3 separate regions of the Homo sapiens genome follow, and all the other regions are linked to region 1. Evidence: chromatin loops called from intact Hi-C (ENCODE). Cell type or tissue: ascending aorta. All regions are shown on one strand.

Region 1 (8,000 bases):
GCATTTCAATGCATAATTATGAAAGCACTCTTCACAAATGAATTGATCACCTGCACAAAATAGGCATGGGCGTAAACGCAGGTCAATCAAATGGAAGATCAATCATGTTAAGCAATATTTTCCAATAGTTCTTTTGAGAAATATTCAGAGAAACAACAAGGAAAGTAAGTTTTAAATAATATTGGAGATGCTATATTTTAAAACATACTAAGTACATTTTTTGTTTGTTTTTAACTGCAAGGTTTCTTAATGCAATGAACAGACCAATGTGCAATGAATTTCTTGGAGGCAACTATATAGTTCACTGTTGAATGTATTTGGCAATGAGACATTTTTGCAGTTATCTTGTGGAACTAGGATAATGTGGGATGGACTCAGAAAATCTGAATTTAAGAGTATACAGCTCTGATGAACCACATTATTTATAACTTCTAGCTGGTTTAAGATCTGTCTTTCTAGGGGAAAAATGAATTTTAGATGATTTGTACACTGCATGTAGAATGGCCCATTGTAAAAGTTTAAAAACCTTCCGTTATCCTCTTTTTCCCAAAAGCATATCTAGTTCTTTTGCCTTGAGAATGAATAATGGTTTTTCATCACTTCAAACATGATTGAATAACCTACGAAGACCCAAATACAGTGGAAAAGACAGAAGAGAGTCCCAATTCATTGGTTATTGATTATAGCTCTGCTGATTTTGTGCCATCCCATCTTGGTCATTTTTACGGGTTCTAACATATTCCATCTGTTGAGCACCTATCTCTCTGTGTCTTTGAACTGACACTGAACACGTGGACTCTAATTAGTTCTTTTACAGTTTCCTGGAGTATGCTCTTAACTGTTTATTTGAAATCTCATGGCCTCTTGACAGCTCTTTGCTATCTACGTTGTTACACATAATTCAAAGATAGAGAAAACACAGTGAACATTTAGATCAACTAACTCACACTACAAAAGAGGAAATACAACATATTACTTCTTATCTACTCCTGCCCATGTGACTTTGCAATGTAATAATGATGCTTTGAAACCTCACTGATTTCTACAGAGTCTCCAGACCTAAATTCTCCAAAGTGATACCTTCAAACTACTGCTTAGGACATGGCCTGTCCCTGGAGGAGAGTGAGGTGCCCCCCCAGTCCCCACCACTCACATAGAAATGTTTATGGGAATAGGACTAAGCTAAAAATTTCATGAGGCAATAAACTATTTCTGAGCCATGCTAGCATTGTTTCACATCTCTGTATTCCAAGAGTTAGCTTTGCAGCTGTTGCCTAACACAGAGAAAGCCCTCAGTATCTTTGTGTTAGAGGAATAATCAGAAATATAGATAAATAAATTGAAAGCAATGGCTAGAGTAAATTATATAATCAGAGCCAATTGTCAATAATACAAACTGTATAGCTTGAAGGACATGGTCTAAAATTTATTTTTTAAGGTAGAAAAAACATTATCTTCTTTACTATATTTCCAAAAAGCATGATTAAGCCCTCATCAATTTCTGTACCTGTGAATGTGCTTTGGCGTTATACTTACACAGCATCAGATACTTTATACTCTGGATAATTAGCGGACAGTTTTGCAGCTTTGATTTGATATTATACCATCAGTATTCAAGTTACTTTAACCACTACCGAAATATTTTAAATCCACTGCCATTTAATCATAGTAATTATCCTGTCTGCAGAAGTTTCCAGTGACAGAGAACTACCCTGTGTTTGACAACCAATGATGAATATTTTTTTTTTTGACACTAAGTTTGGCTAACAAGTAAATGAGGATTCTTCACATTTCTTTGCTTTGCCTTGCCAAGTGTAAAAACTGTAAGTCCTCTAGCTGACATTTGACTTGGTGAAACTATAATTGTCTCATTGGTTGTGGCTCTGTTAGAGAAAAAAAAATTATTATATATATATAATCAACTGTGAGCTCAGATGAATTTCTCAGCTATATTGCTTACTTTTGTTGGTCACAGAATTAACAGGAAAATTTATTTTTCTCTTTAATCTCCCTTAGAATATAATAATTGAATTCATTTCCCACCATAAAACTCTCATCTCCTGCTTTGCTTTTTTATAAAGAGAAACTTTAGCACAAAATACATATGGCCCAAAGACATGTTGAAACATATACTGAATATATCTACAAAATTTTAAATACATTGTTACACTGGGAGAATCAGGCTAAACTAGCATTTAATATGTCACTATGATGGTATATTAGTTGCTGTTTTTTTCTTCAACATAAAGCATGCAATTTAGGATTATATGTTAATTGAAAAGTTAAAAAATGAATATTACTGTATATTAGAACCTGGTGTGTTTGTATGATTTAGTAGGTCATATGGGCATGCCAGGGTATAAACTAGGTGATATGTAAAGTGTCTTACAGCCATATAGGTACTTTTCAGGTCATGTAGAGGGAGCCCCACAACACCTTCTGCAAAAAAGAGTTTCCCATATGTTCATTTAATTTGCATAGATTTCACTATATGCCTTTCTGCCAAAAGGAAAGATAATGGGATATGGATGATGTAAATGATGATGGTTAAAGCCCCAGTTAAAGTATTAAGTATGGTCCAATTTTAAGCGTGATCTAATAATCCCCTATGAGGTACCTACTATTATCTCCATAAACAAAATAAATCTAGGTGCCTAAACAAATAAACTCAAGTCACAAAACATATTTTTCCTTAAATAGTAAAAAAAAAAATGCATGTTTCAATTAAATAACTATCTTTGTTTCTCGCTTCTATAATATGCTTCTCCCTGCACAGATCTCCCCCTTCGCCCTACATAATGCTTGAAAGGTAACTCTTGGTTCAGTACTCAATCCTTTAAATGTTAATCCGACTGGGCCGGTGCACCTAAATAATTAATAAATGTCCTCCTAAACCCCGTGAGTCTATCTAATTCCTTAAAAATTCCGCTACAGGATTGCAGGTGTGAGCCAGCGCGCCCCGCCTAATTTATTAATCAGAGAGGAACAGATCGGCCTGGCATGATGGCTCATGCTTGTGATTCAGGGACTTTGGATGGCAGAGCACTGGGGATCATTTGAGCCTAGGAGATCCAGACAGGCCTGGGCAACATGGTGAAACTCGGTCTCTCTTTTTTTTTTTTTTTTTTTTGAGGCGGAGTTTCACTCTTGTTGCCCAGGCTGGAGTGCAGTGGTGAGGTCTTGGCTCAACGGGCCTCCGCCTCCCGGGTTTGGGTGGTTCTCCTGTCACAGCCTCCCGAGTGGCTGGGATTGCACGCGTGAGCCACCATGCCCAGCTCATTTTGTTTTTTGTTTGTTTTTGTTGTTGGAGATGGGGTTTCTCCATGTTCATAAGGCTGGTGTCAAACTCCCGAGCTCAGATTATCTGCCCGCCTCGGCGTCTGGAGGTGCTGGGATTGCAGGCTTGAGCCAGCGCGCAAGGCCTAATTTATTAATCACAAAGGAATAGCGCGGGGGATCGCTTGAGCCTAGGAGTTCCAGACAGGCCTGGGCCACATGATGAAACCCGGTCTCGCTTTTTTGTTTTGTTTTTGTTTGTTTGTTTGAGGTGAAGTTTCACTCTTGTTGCCCAGGCTGGAGTGCAGTGGCGCGGTCTCAGCTCCCTGCGGCCTCCGCCTCCCGGGTTTGGGTGACTCCCCTGCCTCAGCCTCCCGAGTGGCTGAGATTGCAGGCATGAGCCACCATACCTGGCTAATTTTGTACTTTTTTTTTTTTTTTTTGCTACAGACGGGGGGTTTCTCCCTTCGTCAGGGTAGTCTCAAACTCCTGACCTCAGGTTACCCGCCCGCCTCGGCCTCCCGGGGTGCTGGCATTGCAGGCATGAGCCACCATGCCCAGCTTTTTATTTTTTTTCTTTTTCGGTAGAGACAGTTTTCTCCATGTTGGTCAGGCTGGTCTCAAACTCCCGACCTCAGGTGATCCGCTCGCCTCGGCCTCCCGGGGTGCTGGGATTGCAGGAGTGAGTCACCGCGCCAGGCCCAATTTATTAATCAGAAAAGAAGAGATTGGCCTGGCGTGGCGGCTCACGCTTGTGATCCCAGGACTTCGGATGGCCGAGCGCGGCGGATCGCTTGAGCCTAGGAGTTACACGCCGGCCTGGGCAACATGGTGAAACTCAGTCTCTCTACCTCTTTTTTTTTTTTTTTCTGAGAGGGAGTTTCACTCTTGTTGCCCAGGCTGGAGTGCAGTGGCAGGATCTCGGCCCCCCGCAGCCTCGACCACACGGGTTTGGGTGGTTCTTCTGCCTCAGCCTCCTGAGTGGCTGGGATTGCAGGCGTGAGCCACCAGGCCCGGCTACTTTTGTATTTTGTTTTTTTTTGGTAGAGATGGGGTTTTCTCCATGTTGCTCAGGCTGGCCTCAATCTGACCTCAGGCTTTCCGCCCGCCTCGGCCTCCCGGGGTGCTGGGATCGCAGGCGTGAGCCACCGCGCCCGGCCCAATTTTTAATCAGACAGGAATAGATCGGCCTGGCGTCATGGCTCACGCTTGTGATCCCAGGACTTTGGACGGCTGAGTGCTGCGAATCGCTTGATCCTAGGAGATCCAGACCAGCCTGGGCAACATGGTGAAACCTGTTTTTTGTTTTTTGTTTTTTGAGGCAGAGTTTCCCTCTTGTTGTCCAGGCTGGAGTACAGTGGCGTGGTCTCGGCTCCCCGGGCCTCCGCCTCCCAGGTTTGGGTGATTCTCCTGCTTCACCCTCCTGAGTGGCTGGGATTGCAGGCGTGAGCCACCATGCCCAGCTACTTTTTTATTTATTTATTTTGGTAGAGACGGGGTTTCTCCATGTTGGTCGGGCTGGTCTCCAGCTCCTCACCTCCGGTGATCCGCGGGCCTCGGCCTCCCGGTGTTTTGGGATTGCAGGCGTGAGTCACTGCGCCTGGCCGGAAACCCAGTCTCTTAACGGAAAAACACAACAAAACCCACAAAGATTAGCTGGGCCTGGTGGGCCCCGCGGGTAATCCCAGCTGCTCTGAAAACTGATGCAGGAGGATTGCTTGAGCCCGGGGGGAGGTGGCAGTGAGCCATCATGGCGCTGCTGCAGTCCAGACTGGGTGACAAAGTGGGACTCTGTCTCAGGAAAAGGGAAAAGAAAAAAGAAAGGAAAAGGAAGTACATAAAATTGCTAAATCAAGGAACAGCTTGACAGTATATTATTGAGAGAAATAGAGGCAAAGGTTAGCAGACACCAATGTTCTCTTAGTGGAACTGCAGGTGTCCCCAGACAGGAGGCTGCTACTTTTCCAAAAGAAGTCTATTATTGACCAAAACAAAAAAAAAGTTGGTTTGTTACAATATACAAATAGCTAAACTTTATATAGCCACCACCCTCTTCTAGCACTGCTCTAATGAAACAGCTACTATTTTTACCTCCGTTGTAGAGAAAACAGATGCCAGAGGTTGCTGTGGAAGGACCAGGGAAACGGACTATGAAATTGACTTGTTGTAAGTTTCGGACTTAAAGGTTCTTCCTGCTCTGCTCCTTAAATTGCCACATTTTAGTTAACATACCTCTTAAAATACTGGTCCTTTCTGTATTTGGAGGGACTCCTCTTGGAGTTGGAAGTTTTTTTTTTTACACTAAGCATTTGGTCGGAAGATCATCTGCGTTTTATGTCAGTTTAAGTTTAGACATTTTTCAAGTGGGAATGTAAATATGAGCAAACAGTTACCTGATTGAATTAGATAACCTAGAAAAAATCACTTATGAGAAAGTCAAGAAAATGTGAACTCTGGATTTGTGGCTATTTTCAGAATATTAATTTTTTTGGTATTTAATGGCATTGTGAATATATTTGTTTTTAAAAATTCCTTGTCTTCTACAGATACATATAAGGTAATTAAAAAATGATATGATGTATAGGTTTTACTTCAAAATAAGAGGAAGAAGGAATGTATACAAATGAAGTGGGAATATAAATCAAACAAAACTGGCTGTGGCCAGGTGTGGTGGCTTACACCTGTAATCCCAGCACTATGGGAGACCAAGGCAGGTGGATCACCTGAGGTCAGGAGTTCAAGACCAGCCTGACCAACGTGGTGAAACACCATCTCTACTAAAAATACAACAGTTAGCCGGATGTGGTGCTGGGTGCCTGTAATCTGAGCTACTTGGGAGGCTGAGGCAGGAGAGTCGCTTGAACCTGGGAGGCGGAAGTTGCAGTGAGGCAAGATCATGCCACTGCACTCCAGCCTGGGCAACCACAGCAAAATCCCACCTTTTAAAAAAAAAAAAACAAAAAAACAAAAACCAAAAAACTGTCCATACCATGAATGAAAAATTGTTGATGATGTGTATATGTAGGGCAATTACATTATTTTTCTCAACTTATTTTAGGTTTGGAACTTTTTATTGAACACATGCACACGTCACTTGATAACTGGGGCTGCTTCCCCATTATTCTTGTAGTAGCCCTTCTGATTTTCACTTCATCTTCAGTCTTAGAGATTCTGGATTTTTTTTGGTGTGGCAATTTCAAGTATGCCTTTGCAAGGAGTATCCAGCATGTCTACCTACTCAGCCGTATTATCAGAAACAGAAATATTTTCCAGATTCTGTTCTTGTCCTGTTGAGACTTTTTAAGTTCCAAGAACAGTCACCTTCTACCAGACTCTCTGTTGTTGGAAGACAAAGCATATTTTGTAAGTGGCATGATTTCTGGGCTCATATTTAGAACAGAGCCACAGCTTTCAACAACCCAAAAATAACTTACTGTGACTCACCAAATTTAGAAAGACGGAGATTATTAAAAAAAAGAAAACCTTAATTTACTATGTGACCTCTAAGTATCTGGGCTGAAAATTGTAAATGTAGAAAGGTAAATCAAAAGATACAGGGACTGTAATCATGCACTTAATGAAGCACTAAATCAAAATATTTTTGGCATACGTGAAAGAGTTTAATTTTATCACATTTTTTACTGGCACTATAGCTATTTGCAAGTACATATAAAACTACAGTGTTACATATAAACTACCAAAAAAGAACTTTTTAAGAAATGAGACTCATCTAGCAACTTTATTTAAAAGTTTATCTTCAGGGAATAATTAAGGATGGCCGTACAAAAGGATTTAGCCATGGCATGAGAATGTTCTCCCTGGCAAACCAACGGAAATTATTAAATGTGCAAAATGGAACTGTTGGAATAAATTGTAATGCCTTCATATGATTGTATATTTAACCTTTTAAAATGATATTGAAGAGTTGCATACATTGACTTAAACACACATTCGTAACACATCACTGAATAGGAGAAATATGGGCCAGCAAAGAACATAGAGTTGGTCCAATTTCTACCAAAAAAAGAAGACTCTAATAGCATGACAGCAGGGAAGGGGAACTATGTCAACGTATGTGTGTATATGTATGTATATGCATAGCAAGTATGAACTTGAAAAGATATATTTCAAATTGTTTACACAGATTACCTCAGAGAGGTAAATAACTTTGGACTTTGGTGTTCTGTATTCCACATGCTCTGAATTTTCTTTTTTTATTTAAATAGAGATGGGATCTTAGCCAGGAGCAGTGGCTCACCCCTGTAATCCCAGCACTTTGGGAGGCTGAGGAGGGCGGATTGTTTGAGGCAGGAGTTCAAGACCAATCTGGCCAACACGGCAAAACTCTGTCTCAACTAAAAATTCAAAAATTAGCCAGGGGCGCAGTGGCTCATGCCTGTAACCCCAGGCACTCGAGAGACTGAGGCATGAGAATTGCTTGAACCAGGAGGCAGAAGTTGCAGTGAGCCGAGATCACACCACGGCACTCCAGCCTGGGCAACAGACCAAGACTCTGTCAAAAAAACAAAACAAAATAAAACAAAACAACAACCACAACAACAAAACAGTAATAAAGAGAAAACCTAATGGACAGGGGCAATGTCTCATGCCTGTAATCCCAGTGCTTTGGGAGGCCAAGATGGGAGAATTGCTTGAGGCCAGGAGTTCAAGACCAGCATTGGCAACATAGTAAGACCTTTTCTCTACAAAAAAATTTAAAAATT
Region 2 (8,000 bases), 49 kb before region 1:
GTTCAAGCGATTATCATGCCTCTGCTTCCCAAGTAGCTGGGATTACAGGCATGCGCCACCACTCCCAGCTAATTTTTGTATTTTTAGTAGAGATGAGGTTTCACTGTGTTGGCCAGGCTGGTCTCAAACTCCTGAGCTCAAGCCATCTGCCCACCTCAGCCTCCCAAAATACTAGGATTACAGGCATGAGCCACCGCACCCAGCCAACATGTTCGATGTTAATGAATCACTTATATATTAAATAAAGTGTCTACAGAGAAACACATAAAACCAGGTTAGGTATTGATTGGTTGATGAAAATGTGACCAGAGGCTTGTAAGAACTTAACCTGTATTTCTCCCTAGAAGCAATGGCTCCAGATCTGCTAATTCAGTGTTTGCAGGGAGTTTACCACTAATAAGCATCCACTATGTGTAATGCATGTCATCTACCATTCCCATTACTCAGGTGAGAAACAGGCTTGGAAGACTTCCATGACTTTCCAAGGTCACAAGGCTAGCTGTCCTCTGATACAGGACTTGAGCCCGAATCTGAGAATGATAGTTCCACAGCTCCTGCCCCAGAGTCCAGGCATCCGGAAGCACTGGTGGTGGGGTTGCTGCTTAACAGCTCTGCCGGGCTGCCTGCCCCACTCTCCAAACACCCACGCGGCTGTAAGGAGCCTCGTCCGTCCCCTGACCTGGCCACTGAACAGGTGCAGGCAGAAGGCAGGGACATGGGTAGAGGGGCAGGCAGGCATGAGATAAGACCACCTTATCCAAGACCATCTGCTAGAGATACAGGGGCAGAAAAGAGCCCAGCAGGTTTCCGGCCACCCTGTTGCTGATTACAGAGGGTGACCCATCGTCAAGGGAGGCACAGAGAGGCTGGGTCTGAACCCTACCCTGCACCTGCAAGCTGTGACCTCAAGCAAGTCCCTGGATGCCCCAGTCTCTGTTAACTTATCTGTGAGACTGGTGCTAACTCCAACTCTTTTTTTTTTTTTTGAGATGGAGTCTCACTCTGTCGCCCAGGGTGGAGTGCAGTGGCGCAATCTTGGCTCACTGCAACCTCTGCCTCCGGGATTCAAGTGATTCTCCTGCCTCAGCCTCCCGAGTAGCTGGGATTACAGGTGCCCACCACCATGCCCAGCTAATTTTTGTATTTTTAGTAGTGACAGGGTTTCACCATGTTGGCCAGGATGGTCTTGATCTCTTGACCTCGTGATCCACCCGCCTTGGCCTCCCAAAGTGCTGGGATTACAGGCGTGAGCCACCGCGCCCAGCCTAACTCCACCTCTTAGAAGAGCTGAGAGGCACACCTAAGACAGTTCATCTTGAATTTTGGTGGTTGAGCAGGCACAGGGATTTACCTGAGCCCATGAGCAACCTCTGTGAGAGACGTGAGCCTCATCGCCCCCGTCCATTTCACAGATCAGGAAGCTGGGGCTCAGCACTGGTGCCCACAATGAGCCAGGCCCTCACCACTGCCCTGCACCTTCCTCCTGGACTGTCATGTGAGCACAGGGTGGGGGTGAGACAGTGCAGTACCCAGACCCCTGGAGGACAAGGAGGAAGACCAGAGGGGGCCCTGGTCTCTGTCACAACCCCCCTCTATTGCCAGTTTCTCACTAAAGTGAAGATACACAGGACTAGGCACAGCCTTGGGTCTGTTCATTCTGCAGATTCTACAAACATTCATCCATCACCCGCTATGGACCAAGCACTAGGTTGAACCAAGTGACACACGGATGCTGGTGCCCAAAAGGTCACAGTACAACATGACTCAGAAAGAGCCACATGTGGGGGCTTGTGAGGCCTAATGCGAACACATCTTCAAGGAACACAGAGCACTGTCGCCGTTTCACCTGCAGAACCAGCACATTGCCTTGGAGGCCACAGTCCGAAGGGCCATCAGGGGTCCCAAAGTCACACAGTAGAGGGCAAATGAGGGGAACCCGGGTGTGGAGGAAGGCATCTTCTAGAAGAGGGGTCAGCAAATTATAGCCCACAGGCCAAATCTAGCTGCTCTTCGATTTTTTTTTTTTTTTTTTGAGACAGTCTTCCTCTGTCACCCAGGCTGGAATGCAGTGGCGCAATCTCCACTCACTGCAAGCTCCGCCTCCTGGGTTCACGCCATTCTTCTGCCTCAGCCTCCCAAGTAGCTGGGACTACAGGCACCCACCACCATGCCTGGCTAATTTTTTGTATTTTTAGTAGAGATGGGGTTTCACTGTGTTAGCCAGGATGGTCTTGATTTCCTGATCTCGTGATCCACCCACCTCGGCCTCCCAAAGTGCTGGGATTACAGGCGTGAGCCACCGCGGCTGGCCTGATTTTGTAAATAAAGTTTTATTGGCACACAGCCATACCCCCTCATTTACGTATTGCATATGGCTGCCTTCCAGCTACAACTGCAGCCTTAAGAGTTGTCATGGCCCACGAGGCTTAAAATATTTACTATGTGGCCCTTTATGGAGAAAGTGTGCCCACACCTGTTCTGGAAGGTCAGTTGCATGAGGTTAGAACTTCATCAGTTTCATGGTCTGCCATCTCCCGAGCACCCGTCACAGTGCCCAGTCCAGAGCAGATGCTTATAAAGTGATGGGAGGCTGCTTGTGTCACATTCTAATTCTGTGACCATGAGCTAGTTAAGTACTTATTGGAAAATGCATCTTCCAATCAAGTAGGAAGGCGTCCAGCCCCACCTCCAGCCCTTGACAACACAATGGAGAATAAGGAGGTGCAGCCCTGGACCCCCTTCTGGTCTCCTGGCCCGCGGGTAGCTCATCTCCTACCCTGCCCTTGGTGTCCTGGGGCTGCCCTGCAAGCCTAGCCAGGCCTGTGAATCATCAGGACTGACTCACTGTCTAAAAATACATATTGTCTCATGTTGGCGGGTGCTGCTTTGATCACTGTTTGCACTCAATCTAGTCTTTTTCTGCTTGACTTTGAGGTCTTCGTGGGCAAGGTCTGAGTTTTCGCCACTCTGAGTCCCCAGGGCCAGGTTCCTGCTGCAGCCTGGAGCCAGAAAGGAATCTGGGAGGAAGAGGTTGTGTGTTGGGGCCAGCAGACTAGGGGACAGATTCTGCCCTGCCACTCATTTGCTGTGCAACCCTCAGCAAAGCACCCAACCTCTCTGAGCCCTAGCTTCCCCATCTGTGAAGTGGGGATCACAAGGCCCATCCTGCAAGGTGGTTTCCAGGGTGAAAGTAGAAAAGGAGGCCTGTTCCTACAGCCTGTGTGTCTTGGGAGGCACTGCTCGTCATCTGTGATCCTTTTCTACCTGATTACAGGAAACGGGAGTGATCCGCTCACTGACCCCTGGCTGGGCTTTTCTCTGCCAGTGAAATCATCTGAAATTGTCCAAGGAAATCAGGAACCTGAGCCGAAGCCAAGTCACCGAGCTTGGTGCCAAGCACTGGGGGAACTCCGGTTACAGAAAAAAGTGGAATCCACAGGCCCCAGGCTGAACATGGAACTAATTTGGGAGGCAATGAGAAGGAGCAGAACATAAGGTGGAGCCTGGGAGGCAGGTCTGCCCCGAGCCAGGATGCCGTCCAGGTGGGGTATCTGGGGCTCCTTGAAATTTTCGAGGTCCTGCTTCTGAAGTGGGGAGAGCCAGGACATGATGGGGACCCACTTTGGGATCTCTGAGTCTGGCTGTGCAGAGACTCAGGGCATGGGCCTGGGGTCGGAGCAACTGCAATCACATCCTGACTTGCCCCCTCGATGCTGTGTGACCCGGGGCCTGTCACTTCACTTCTCTGAGCCTCAGCTGCCGCATCTGTGAATGTACGATCTAGGGATCCCTTGCTCAGAGGGCTGCTTCAAAGAAGGCTCAGTACCATGCCAGGCACGTAAGCCACTCTCAGGAAATCAGACATGTCGAGACATGACATGGAGGGTGGGGGGCAGCATTGGAGGAGCAAAGACCAGTAACATCTCCCTCATTCATCTGTTCGTTCAGCAGATACTTACAGAACATGCAACCTACGACAGACTGGGGAACACAGGAGGGAACAAGACAGACCTAGCCCCACCCAAAAGGAAACAAATAGTGTGTATCTAATTGTAATCATCCTATGAAGGATAAGAACAGGGTGCTTGGATAAAAAAATAACTGGGGTGGGCCAGGCGTGGTGGCTCATGCCTGTAATCCCAGCACTTTGGGAGGCCGAGGTGGGCGGATCACCTGAGGTCAGGAGTTTGAGACCAGCCTGGCCAACATGGCAAAACCCCATCTCTACTAAAAGATACAAAAATTAGCCAGGCATGGTGGTGGGCACCTGTAGTCTCAGCTACCGGGGAGGCCAAGGTGGGAGGATCGCTTGAACCCGGGAGGTGGAGGTTGCAGTGAGCTGAGACCGTGCCACTGCACTCCAGCCTGGGCGACAGAGTGAGACTCTGTCTCAAAAAAAAAAAAAAAAAAAAAAAAAAAAAGAAAGAAAGAAAAGAAAAAGTAAAAGTAAAGAGACAATGCACCCAAAATTTTGACGGATGGATGTGCGATCACTCAAATTTAGTAAAATGTTAGTGAGTTGATGTTGCTGTTTCAAAATTTTCATAATAAAATGTTGGGGGAAAGTAACAAAACCAAGAAAAAAAAGAGGTAGATACAAATTCTTTAACGGCTCTCCTTTCCTACAGAACAGTGTCCAGGTGCTTAGCTGGGCAGCCACCCCACAAATCCTTGCCTCACGCCCCAAACTCACTCTAAGTGTGTAGCCCTGGGCACACCCTCAAACCTCTCTGAGGCTGCAGTCCTGGTTTCGTAGGAAGTGAGAGGCCCTCCTCCGGGAGAGGCGAGGCTGAGATGCACACAGCTGTTTTCAGAGCAGCAAGGCCACTTCAGCAACACCCAGAACTTAGGGAGGACCTGGTCAACCAGTCTTACTGGGGCCTGGGAGACTCCCCACTGACACAAACTCCCTTCCTGTTTGCACTGGGGACGTTCAGTCCCTTGGATGATCCATTCACTGGTCCAATAGATATTTTCTGTGTGCCAGGCCCTGCACGGGGCACTGCAGTGTGAAGTCTGTCAGGTTCTTCCCTTTAAAGAACACCCCCAAGACACAGACAGATCCAATCCAGTGAGACACACACTCCGAGGGAGCCGATTCCAGCACCACAGCACAAATCCTGCAAATTCCAGCCTGGATAGACGCCAAGCCGCACGGCCAGGCCTCAGACTGACTCCCGCCTCAGTCTGGAACCTCAGCACAGGAAGGACCCTCGTGTTGGGATGTCCAGGCCCCGCCCCAGCCCTATGGCCCCTGCCCCTCCTCAATGAACTAACTTGAGCTCCCCGCCCTCTGGGGACAGAAGCCCCCCAGTGAGTCTGCTGCAGTCACAACAAAAGGTAATGGGGGCCAGGCGCAGTGGTTCACGCCTGTAATCCCAGCACTTAGAGGTTGAGGTGGGCATATCACTTGAGGTCAGGAGTTTGAGACCAGCCTAGCCAACATGGTGAAACCCCATCTCTACTAAAAGTACAAAAATTAGCCGGCAGTGGTGGCATGCACCTGTAATCCCAGCTACTCAGAGGCAGGAGAATCACCTGGACCCGGGAGGCGGAGGTTGCAGTGAACCGAGATCACACCACTGCACTCCAGCCTGGGTGAGAGAGGGAGACTCCGTCTCTAAAAAAAGCAATGGGGTTGTGGTGTCCACTTGGGAAGAGCTGGGGAGGCAAAGGGAATAGGAATGATCTACTCCCCTGCCAGCCAGGCTGAGGCTGTGATCCAGCACAGAGGACCGGAGTCAGGACAGCTTAGAGGGGCCCACCCAGTTTAGAGATCACGTTCTCCAATTCGGCCAGAATTATACCTACGTCCTCCTCAAGCGAGGCATGGGCCCAGAAATTATGCTTAGGGTCTCCTTCCAGCTTCACGACAGCCTCAGGAGGTAGATGCTGTCATGACCCCCACTTTGTAGGCGGGGAAACTAAAGTTCAGAGAAGTCTCATAACTTGCCCCAGGTCACACAGAGCCAGCCATGGCCACTGCCTCTACTTAAACAAGAGCAACAACAATCATGACAGCTGGAGTCACTTTACATGCATTATCTCATTTGACCAGAAGTAGGAAAACTTCTTGTCTCCATTTTACAGAGCAGAAAACTCAAGTTCAGAGAGACTCAATAACTTGCCTGAAACAACTGAATGGGAAGATGGCAGAGCCAGCCTACGACAAACAGGATAACAATAAGAATGGCAGCTATATTCATTCTGTATTGCTGCTCCAACAAGCTTCCACAAACTTAGTGACTTAAAATAAGATACATTTATTCTCTTACCGTTCTGGAGGTCCGACGTCTAAAATCAAGGTGTCAGCAGAGCTTGTTTCCTCCAGGGCGTTCTGAGGGAGAATCTGAGTCCTTGTCTTTTCCCGATTCTACAGGCCTGCCGCAGAGCAGGTGCCTCCACCTTCAAAGCATGCATTCCACCCTCTGCTTCCAGCCTCACATCTCACATTTCTTCTTGCCCTGCCCACCATCTCTTATAGGGACCATTGTGGCCAGGTGTGGTGACTCATGCCTGTAATCCCAGCACTTTGAGAGGCCAAGGCCACCTGAGGTCAGGAGTTCGAGACCAGCCTGGGCAACATGGGGAAACCCCCATCTCCACTAAAAATACAAAAAGTAGCTGGGCATGGTGGTGCACACCTGTAATTCCAGCTACTCAGGAGGCTGAGGCAGGAGAATCGCTTGAACCCAGAAGGCAGAGGTTGCAGTGAGCCGAGATCGAGCCTGCACTCCAGTCTGGGCAACAGAGTGAGACGCTATCTCAAAAAAAAAAAAAAAGACCCTTGTGATTGCATCATTGGGCCCCTCGGGGATAATCCAGGTGAATTCCTTCGTCTCAGGAGACTTAATTTGATCACACCTGCAAAGCCCCTTTTACAATGTAAATTACCACTTTCACAGGTTCTGGGGATTAGGATGTGGACCTCTTTGGGGGACCATGAGTCCATCCACCGCATTAGCTAACATTCATGGAGCTCTTGCTAAGTGTCAGGCCCTGTGCTGAGCATTCTGCATCATTTTCGACCTGCACATCTCACACTTTTTAAAATGTTTTATTTACATAAATTTATGGGGTACAAATACAATTTCATTACATGCATAGATTGTGTAATAGTCAGGTCAGGGCTTTTAGGATCTCCATCATCCCGATAACATACATTGTACCCATTCAGTGATTTCTTTTAGTTGTTGTTGCTTGCTGCTGTGTTTTTTTGAGACAGAGTCTCGCTCTGTCACCAGGCTGGAGTGCAGGCTCAATCTCGGCTGACTGCAACCTCCACCTCCCGGGTTCAAGCTATTCTCCTGCCTCAGCCTCCTGCGTAGTTGGGATTACAGGTGCCCGCCACCACGCCCGGCTAATTTTTGTACTTTTAGTAGAGACGGGGTTTTGCCATGTTGGCCAGGCTGGTCTCGAACTCCTGACCTCAGGTGATCCACCTGCCTCAGCCTCCCGAAGTGCTGGGATTACAGGCGTGGGCCACCGTGCCCAGCCTATTTTTGTTTTTTTAAACAGGTTCTCATTTTGTCACCTAGGATGAAGTACAGTGGTGCAATCATGGCTCACTGCAGTCTCTATCTCCCAGGCTCAAACGATCCTCCCATCTCAGCTTCCTGAGTAGCAGGGACTACAGGTGCGTGCCACCATGCCCAGCTAATATTTTGCATTTTTTGTAGAGATGGGGTCTTGCCATGTTGCCCAGGCTGGTCTTGAACTCCTGGGCTCAAGTGATCCTCCTGCTTTGGCCTCCCAAAGTGCTAAGATTACAGGTGTGAGCCACCTCACCTGGCAGCCATTAAACTATTTCTCATGGTTCACAGTGGTGGATGAACTGCCAGAATTTACATTCACTCTCCTGAATCTCCATTGTTTATTATTCCACTCTCTGTGGAGCCATGTGTATGCATTTTTTAGCACCCACTTGGGAGTGAGAACATGCAATATTTGTCTTTCTGTATCTGGCTTATTTCACTTAAGATAATGACCTCCAGTTCCAT
Region 3 (8,000 bases), 94 kb before region 1:
CAAGCTGAAAGCCCTGATACCATGGTCCAAAGTGAGAATTTATATCCCTGTGTTCCCACTAGAATGTTGCCTTTTCCAAAACCACCCATGACCCACACTGCTCCCCATTCTGTGCCTATAAAAAACACAAAACTCAGCCAGAGAGGGCAGTGAACAGCAGGAGACTATGGTTGACCATTGGAGAGAAGCGGCTTGACTTCAGAGGGACGGTTGATGGTGTAGCTTCGGATAGGAGTCTGGCCGGGGATGGCTAGACTTCAGGGTATGATTACCTTCCCACTCCCTCCCCCTTTCAGCTCCCCTTCCCACTCAAAGCCACTTTCATTGACAATAAAATCCCCTACATTTACCATCTTCAATTCATTTGTGGAACTTCATTCCTCCTGGACTCCAGACAAGAACTTGGGTGCCGTGAGTGCAGGTGCAAAAGACTGTCACACTAACCCTCCGCTGAGCTGTTAACACTTAAGCCGTCTGCAGATGGCTGAGCGAAAAGAGCACCATAACACTTCTTCTGGGGCTTCAGGGGTCGTGGGCACACCCCCTAGATGCTGCTGCAGGGCCTGTATGGAGTTTGCTCCTGCCTGCACCCAAAAGTGCTTGCCCTGGCTCCTGTACCCACTCACATGTGTGCTCCCTCCCATGAGGGGTGGAATGGGAATGCAGCAGGGAAATATCCTGCTTCAGCACAACATACTATTATTCCTAGCGAACCACTAATTTTTTTCTTACTGTTCTTATGACGTTTTGCTTGTGTGGCCTAGAGTTTTTATTTCCAAAGGAATGCTTCCACCAGAAGACACAACCATAATTCAATCAGACTAGAATTTGAGATTGCCACTCCATCACTTCGGACTTCTCATGTCTGAATCAACAGGCAAAGAAGAGAGTTATGGTGCCACCTGGAGTGACTGATAGATTTCCAATGGGAAATTGACCTGCTCCTCCACAATGGAAGTATGGAAGAATATATTTGGAATATAGGGGATTTGTTAGACATTTCTTAGTAACGTGATATCCTTCAATTAAAGTGATTAGAAAACTACAGCGTCCTAGCCTAGGCAGGACTACTGATTGTCAAGATCCTTTAGGAATGAAATGTTGGGTAACCTATGAAGTAAACAACCACAACCAGCTGAGGTGCTTGCTGAAGGCAAGGGGAGTACAGAATAGGCAGCAGAAGAAAATAGTTACAAATACCAACAACATCCTTGCCACAATTTATAGAAAGAAGAATTTTTTGTAATGATCATGAGCATCTCCTTATTTTGTTAAAATGTGCTTTTGGGTATGTAACAAATATATTTTTTTTCTCTTATTTTCTTATCTATCAAATGTGTATTAGCTTTATATCATAGTATTTTAATGTCATAATATTTAAGTTATGGGATATCAAGGGGAGAAGGAGTACTCAAAGACTTTAATCTTTCTTCTGAAAAGGGTATTAATTAGTGCATTTTTGGTTGTATGCATGATCGTTGTATCATGTTAGGTCAAATTATGACTTTGTTATTATCTTCATTTGGAAATTAAGTATGGTTTAATGACATGCATATGAGTAAACAATTGACAAGCAGTAGCTTTGTGATGGTTAATTTTATGTGTCAACTTGACTGGGACACAGAATGCCCAGACATTTAGTTCGGCATTATTCTATGTGTGTGTGAGGTGTTTCTGGATGATAATAACACTGGAATCGGTGGACTGAGTAAAGAAGATTGCCCTCCGCAGTGTAGGTGGACCTTAGCTAATCCACTGAAGGCATGAATTGAACAAAAGGCTGAGAAGAGAGAATTTTCTCTCTCCCTGACTGTCTCCAAGCTGGGACATCAGTCTTCTGCCTTCAGACTCAGACTGGAACTTACACCATCAGCTCTCCTGGCTTTCCTGCCTGCAGACTCAGACTCATGCTGCACTACTGACTCTCTAGGCTCCTAGTTTTTTGGACTGCAGATTTTGAGACTTCTCTGCTTCCACCATCGTGAAAGCTAATTTTCTATTATATATATCTATAAATACATAGATATATATATTTCATTATTAGTTGTGTTTCTCTGGAGGATTCTATCCATATAATGAGAAAGCCAAAACTATTAATTGTTGGAGGGGATATGGTGTAACCAACATAATTGTACATTTCCGGTATAATTACTTTGGAAAAATGTTTGTTTTAATACAGAATTTTTTTTTTTTTTTTTTTGAGAAGGAGTCTGCTCTGTTACTCAGGCTGGAGTGCAGTGGCGCAATCTCGGCTCACTGCAAGCTCCGCCTCCTGGGTTCACGCCATTCTCCTGCCTCAGCCTCCCGAGTAGCTGGGACTACAGGTGCCCGCTACCACGCCCGGCTAATTTTTTTTTTTTTTTTTGTATTTTTAGTAGAGACGGGGTTTCACGGTGTTAGCCAGGATGGTCTCGATCTCCTGACCTCGTGATCTGCCCGCCTCGGCCTCCCAAAGTGCTGGGATTACAGGTGTGAGCCACTGTACCCAGCCTCAGAATTTTTTAAACTTATGACACAGCACTTCCTCTAGGCATGTAATCAAAATAATGGAATGATTCTGCTAGACACCACCTCCACCATGTACTAGGATATTCATAAAGCACTATTTTAATGGTCCCAAACTGGAGAAAAACTAAATGTTCATCAACATTTAGTAGAATGTTTAGAATTTTTTATGTATACATAAATGTCAAGCATACAACAATGAGAATGAATAAACTACATCTCCATGAAAAAACATAACTGTGTATCTCACAGATTTAAGGATAAGTAAAAGAAGCTGGATACAGAAACAAACCCACATAATTTATGACTGCATAGTTATACAGTTAAAAATAGTCAGCGGGGCACGGTGGCTCAGGCCTGTAATCCCAGCACTCTGGGGGCGCCGAGGCGGGTGGATCACGAAGTCAGGAGATCGAGACTATCCTGGCCAACATGGTGAAACTCTGTCTCTACTAAAATACAAAAAATTAGCTGGGCGTGGTGGCACGTGCCTGCAGTCCCAGCTACTCGGGAGGCTGAGGCAGGGGAATCGCTTGAACCCTGGAAGAGGAAATTGCAGTGAGCTGAGATCTCGCCACTGCACTCCAGCCTGGCAACACAGTAAGACTCCATCTCAAAAAAAAAAAAAGTCCAGATCAATCTATACTGTTAGAAACCAACATAAAAATAGGTAACAATTTTAGTGATTGGAAGGGGACTTCTTTGGGCTGTTAATTATGATAATTATGTTAATTATAATTCATTAAATGATATGATTGCATTTGTGTATTCAATTTGTGAGTATTTATAAAGCTGTGTACTTATTATTTGAGAATAAATGTTTGTATATATGTTACACTTCAACAGAAAATGTGTATTAAACATTTGTGAGGGGAATAATGGGTAACTGGGTGATGTGTTTCTGCAATAAAAAAAAGTAGGTGAAATTATTCTTTTTTTTATACAAAATTGCTTTCTACTTTCTTAAGGAAACCATATAGACTAAACACAATGTTTGAACTTAATATATGTATGGCAAACTAGAGACAGACAGTTACCGAGAGAGAGAAAGACAGGGATAAAGAACACACACGCACACACACATTTGAGCCATGATACCTCCTTCAGATGCCGAGTAAGAAAGATATTGGTAGATAGAAGCTGGAAATTGTGTTGCATGGAAGCATGCACTGGAAAGGCCACAGAGTAAGAATCAACAGAATTAATCCATATTGTGCCTCCTGGGAGATTTTTGTTAAAATAAGAGGTTAAAATACTTGTAAAATATGTCCTAGTGCATTTTCTGTCCCCTTTCCTCATCAAAATATTTGTGGCTATTATTTTTCAAAAGGGAGAAAAATCATTCACCAATAACCAAACTGTCTAATTGATCTTCATTGAATATCCAGTGTGTAATAACTTGGGTTAACTTAGTAGTATTTTGAACCACTAGGTGTCCCTGTAAGCAAATGATTGAATAATTTCTAAAACTCAGCAAGCCTTGGAAAGTTTGACCAACATCATCAGTGAACTTGAGCTAACTGATGTATGTAAAACACCAGGCCGACCTATTCCTGTCTGATTAATAAATTGGCCTGAGCGCGGTGGCTCACGCCTGCGATCCCAGCACCCCGGGAGGCCGAAGAGAGCGGATAACCTGAGGTCAGGATATTGAGACCAGCCTTACCAACATGGAGAAAACCCATCTCCAACAACAAAAACAACAAAAATATATATATATAATGAGCCTAGCATGGTGGTTCAGGCCTGCAATCCCAGCCACCCAAACCCGGGAGGCGGAGGCTGCGGGGAACAGAGACCGCGCCACTGCATTCCAGCCTGGGCAACAAGAGCAAAACTCCCTCTCAAAAAAAAAAAAAAAAAAAAAGGGACCGGGTTACACCATGTTGCCCAGGCCCGTCTGGAAGTCCTAGGCTCAAGCCATCTGCCGCGCTTGGCCGTCATAAGTCCTGTGATTAACAGCGTGAACCACCACGCCAGGCCGATCACGCCTGTAATCCCAGCACTTTGAGAGGCCGAGGCAGGGAATAGCCTGAAGTCGGGAATTTGAGACCAACCAGCCTGACCAACATGGGGAAACCCCGTCTGTACCAAAATAAATAAATAAATAAATAAATAAATAACAAAATGAGCCCTGCATGGTGGCTCAGGCCTGCAATCCCAGGCACTCGGGAGGCTGAGGCAGGAGAACCAGCCAAACCCAGAGGCAGAGGCCGCGGGGAGCCGAGACCTCGCCACTGCCCTCCAGCAGGGCAACAAGAGTGAAACTCCACCTCAAAAAAAAAAAAAAAGTGACTGGTTTTCACCATGTTGCCCAAGCCGGTCTGGAACTCCTAGGCTTAAGTGATAATCCGCGCTCGGCTGTCCAAAGTCCTGGGATCACAAGCGTGAGCCACCACGCCAGGCCGATCTATTCCTTTCTGATTAGTAAACTGGGCAGGGCAGGTGATCTATCCTGGAGAATGTTCTCTGTGAGCTTAATATTGTGTATGCTGTTGCTATTGGATGGAATGTTCTGTATATGTGTGTTAGGTCCATTTGATCTAATGCGTCGTTCAAGTCTCATGTTTTCTTATTAATTTTCTGCCTGAATAATCAGTCCATTGTTGAAAGTGATATATTCAAGTCCCTTACTATGATTGTATGGTAATCTCTCTCTCTCTCAAGAGCATTTCATATTTGTTTTATATTTTAAGTGCTCCAACGTTGAGCATATGTGTAATTGCTATTGTTATATCCTCTTCATAAATTGACCCTTTATCATCATATCATGTTCTTATGTGTCTCCTATTTCAGTTTTTGAGCTTTTCTCTTTGTTTTCATTTGCATGGAATATCTTTTTCCATCCCTTCATTTTCAGTTTGTGTGTGTCCTAAAATACAAGATGAGCCTCTTACGGGCAGCGAATAGTTGGGGCTTGTTTCTTTATCCTTTCAGTTACTCTCTTTTTTGTAGGATTTAATGCATTTATATTCAAGGTAATTATTGATAGGCAAGGGCTTACTACTACCATTTTGTTAATTGTTTTCTGGTTGTTTTGTAGATACTTTGTTTCTTTCTGCCTCTTATGCTGTCTTCCATTATATGTTGGCCAACATGGAATAACAGAAATTTCAAAGAGCAATAGAGTTCCAAGTCAGTAAGTTAGACATGATTTAGTGATAGAATCTGTCTGTCAAAACCACAGTAAGCCTTGGACCAAAGAGATTAGTGAGAAAGCCCTTCTCAGTAAGAATTTAAATCTAAATCTAATAAGAAGCAAAATGTAGAAACAGATGTCTAAAAAAATAAAGCTACTATAATTAAAATTGTTTGACATGGGAACATAATCAACAAATAGAAAATTACTACCTAGTAGCATACAGAAGTAAAATCAGATATGTAAATATAGTGGTATTTCAATTTAGTTAGGAAAGTATATGCTACTACCCAGCATATACAAAAACATATTCCAAATGGATAAGAGGTCCAAGCATTACATAAGACAATTAGAAAAATAATGTTTATATTCTTTGAGTAAAGCCTCTGAAAATAAATCAAGTAATGCAGCATTTGCAAAGATAAAATAAGAGTAATTATAAAGTCTAATGATAAAATATAAACTTGGAAGAAGCATTTGAAGAGTATAAACAGACCAAATGGTTATTTGTCTACTAAATTAGGAAGTCCTATATATAAATATGAATATAACAACCAAATAGACAAATGTAAACTTAATAAAGATCTGCAATTAATAGAAACATAAAAGGTATATAAATACACTATATTTATATAAAATATAATTATAAAAGGTTATAAAAGGTAATTAAATACACTAAAAAAGTTTGAAAACATGAATCATAAAATTGTCAACTTTGAAAGATTAGTTCCATCCATTGTTGACAATGACATAAGAAAAAGTATTCACATACATTTTATTCTGGACCAAAAGTTAACCTGGTACTGTTTAGACATAAAGCAAAGTTCACATATTTGTATCACAGCCCCAAATCTATGAGGTAAGTATAAGAGAAAAAATTCTTACAGAATTGTGTAGCTTCATTTCAAAAAAAATGGCTACATAAATTCTAGCAGAAAAAGATAAATGAGCAAAGTTGTTTATGAGAGTGTACAATAGCAAAAAAAAAAGGTATTACCTAACCATCATATAGAGCTGGTTGAATAATTTATAATAAACATCTCCATGAGGAAATTCAATGTTACTACTTTACTAAATAAAGATGTTTATGTACTATAGAAGTGAACTAACAGTATGTATTTTCAAATGTGATTTAAAAACTGTATATTATCCTATTTTATTATATATTGGTCTATCTATATCATTTTTCCATGAGTATAAAAAAATAGAAAAAGGTACATACCAAATTGAAGGGCTGGAATGGAAAGAACATTTTTACTTTATATATTTCAAAATGAAAATAGTAATATTTAGAGAATTTTTAATTTCCTTTTTATCTTTTTTTTGAAATTTCAAAAACTTGAGTGTAATCAAGTAACTGAAATACGGTGAGATATATACAACATTAGAAGAGTATACGTGATAGCACATAAACAGTAATAATTATTTGGGAGATTTTAAAAGTTTTGAAAATAAGGTGCCTTATCCATTGTTTTGAAGGGTAAAAATATAACTTTCCAAGTGATTATAGTTTCTGAAAGCATATGAGACACAAAAAATTATAAGCACAAAGATGTAAAACATTTAAGGAACCACAAGTTCTTTGGAACTCTTGGACTAAAAACACAGCTGTGAGATAAATCTCAAAAGAATGTTAAGAAACAAGTCATGAAAAGCCTTTCATATCCTGCTAAAAAAATTTTATTCTATACTAGGGGTTGGGAATTTTCTTCTTACAGGGTCAGATAGTAAATATTTTAATTTAGCCTCTGTCAGAACTACTCAACTCTGTGTTGTAGTCAAAGCAGTGTGACAGTGTGTAAATGGACAAGTACGGGTGTATTCCAATAAAACTTTATTTACAGAAAAGAGTACTCCAGTTCACAGAATGCAGTTTGCCATATATCTAGGGCCATGTGGAATCCATAAAATATGTTGTTAGAGATATGACCTAATTTTAAAAAGCATGAAATTACCTAAGAAGAATGTGGGGAAAAGGAGGTCTCAGGATCAAGTCCCAGGTTTTACCAAGATTTGGAAATTGTATGATGAGAAGTAACCAAGGATTCTCAGAAAGATCAGCCCATGAAACACAGTGAAAAACACAGAGTGTGGATGGATGGCAGAAGCCAAGAAAAGCAAAACAAAGATCAGAATGTTCAGTATTGTAGAGTGCTGCTGAGTCAAATAAGATGCAGGAGGACATTTTCTCATGGATGTACAGGATGGAAATTGTTGTGAGGAAACTCTGAAGGGGTCATGATTGAGAATAGGTTAAAGAGAAACTGGAAGATAAGAAAGAGGATATCATTTAGCAAAATCTTAAAAACAAGCCTTGCTATGAAGACTAGGGAGGTAAAACAATAGCCAGGATGTA

The links. A loop is a pair of places that touch in the nucleus more often than their neighbours do. Peaks named below come from ENCODE experiments on the same cell type or tissue, not always from the same donor. Only the 100,000 strongest peaks of a DNase experiment are listed, where the experiment ranks them.
Region 2: it touches region 1 in a loop (4-fold over the local background); 3 of 110 quality-filtered maps call a loop at or near these places.
Region 3: it touches region 1 in a loop (4-fold over the local background); 3 of 110 quality-filtered maps call a loop at or near these places.

What each region holds. Positions count from the first base shown.
Region 1 is chr15:23,369,419-23,377,418 of GRCh38, reverse strand. No RefSeq gene overlaps it. Among named protein-coding and RNA genes, the nearest start is that of GOLGA8S, 19 kb to the right of the region's middle. RefSeq lists an enhancer at 3,930-4,429. In ascending aorta, no CTCF peak of the experiment used is centred here; DNase peaks (open chromatin) are centred at 4,415 and 4,888; H3K27ac peaks cover 3,550 bases.
Region 2 is chr15:23,418,153-23,426,152 of GRCh38, reverse strand. No RefSeq gene overlaps it. Among named protein-coding and RNA genes, the nearest start is that of GOLGA6L2, 25 kb to the left of the region's middle. In ascending aorta, no CTCF peak of the experiment used is centred here; DNase peaks (open chromatin) are centred at 2,962, 3,022, 3,372, 4,742 and 1 weaker place; H3K27ac peaks cover 2,764 bases.
Region 3 is chr15:23,463,143-23,471,142 of GRCh38, reverse strand. No RefSeq gene overlaps it. Among named protein-coding and RNA genes, the nearest start is that of GOLGA6L2, 20 kb to the right of the region's middle. In ascending aorta, a CTCF peak has its summit at 3,932 (motif pointing right); a DNase peak (open chromatin) is centred at 4,111; H3K27ac peaks cover 871 bases.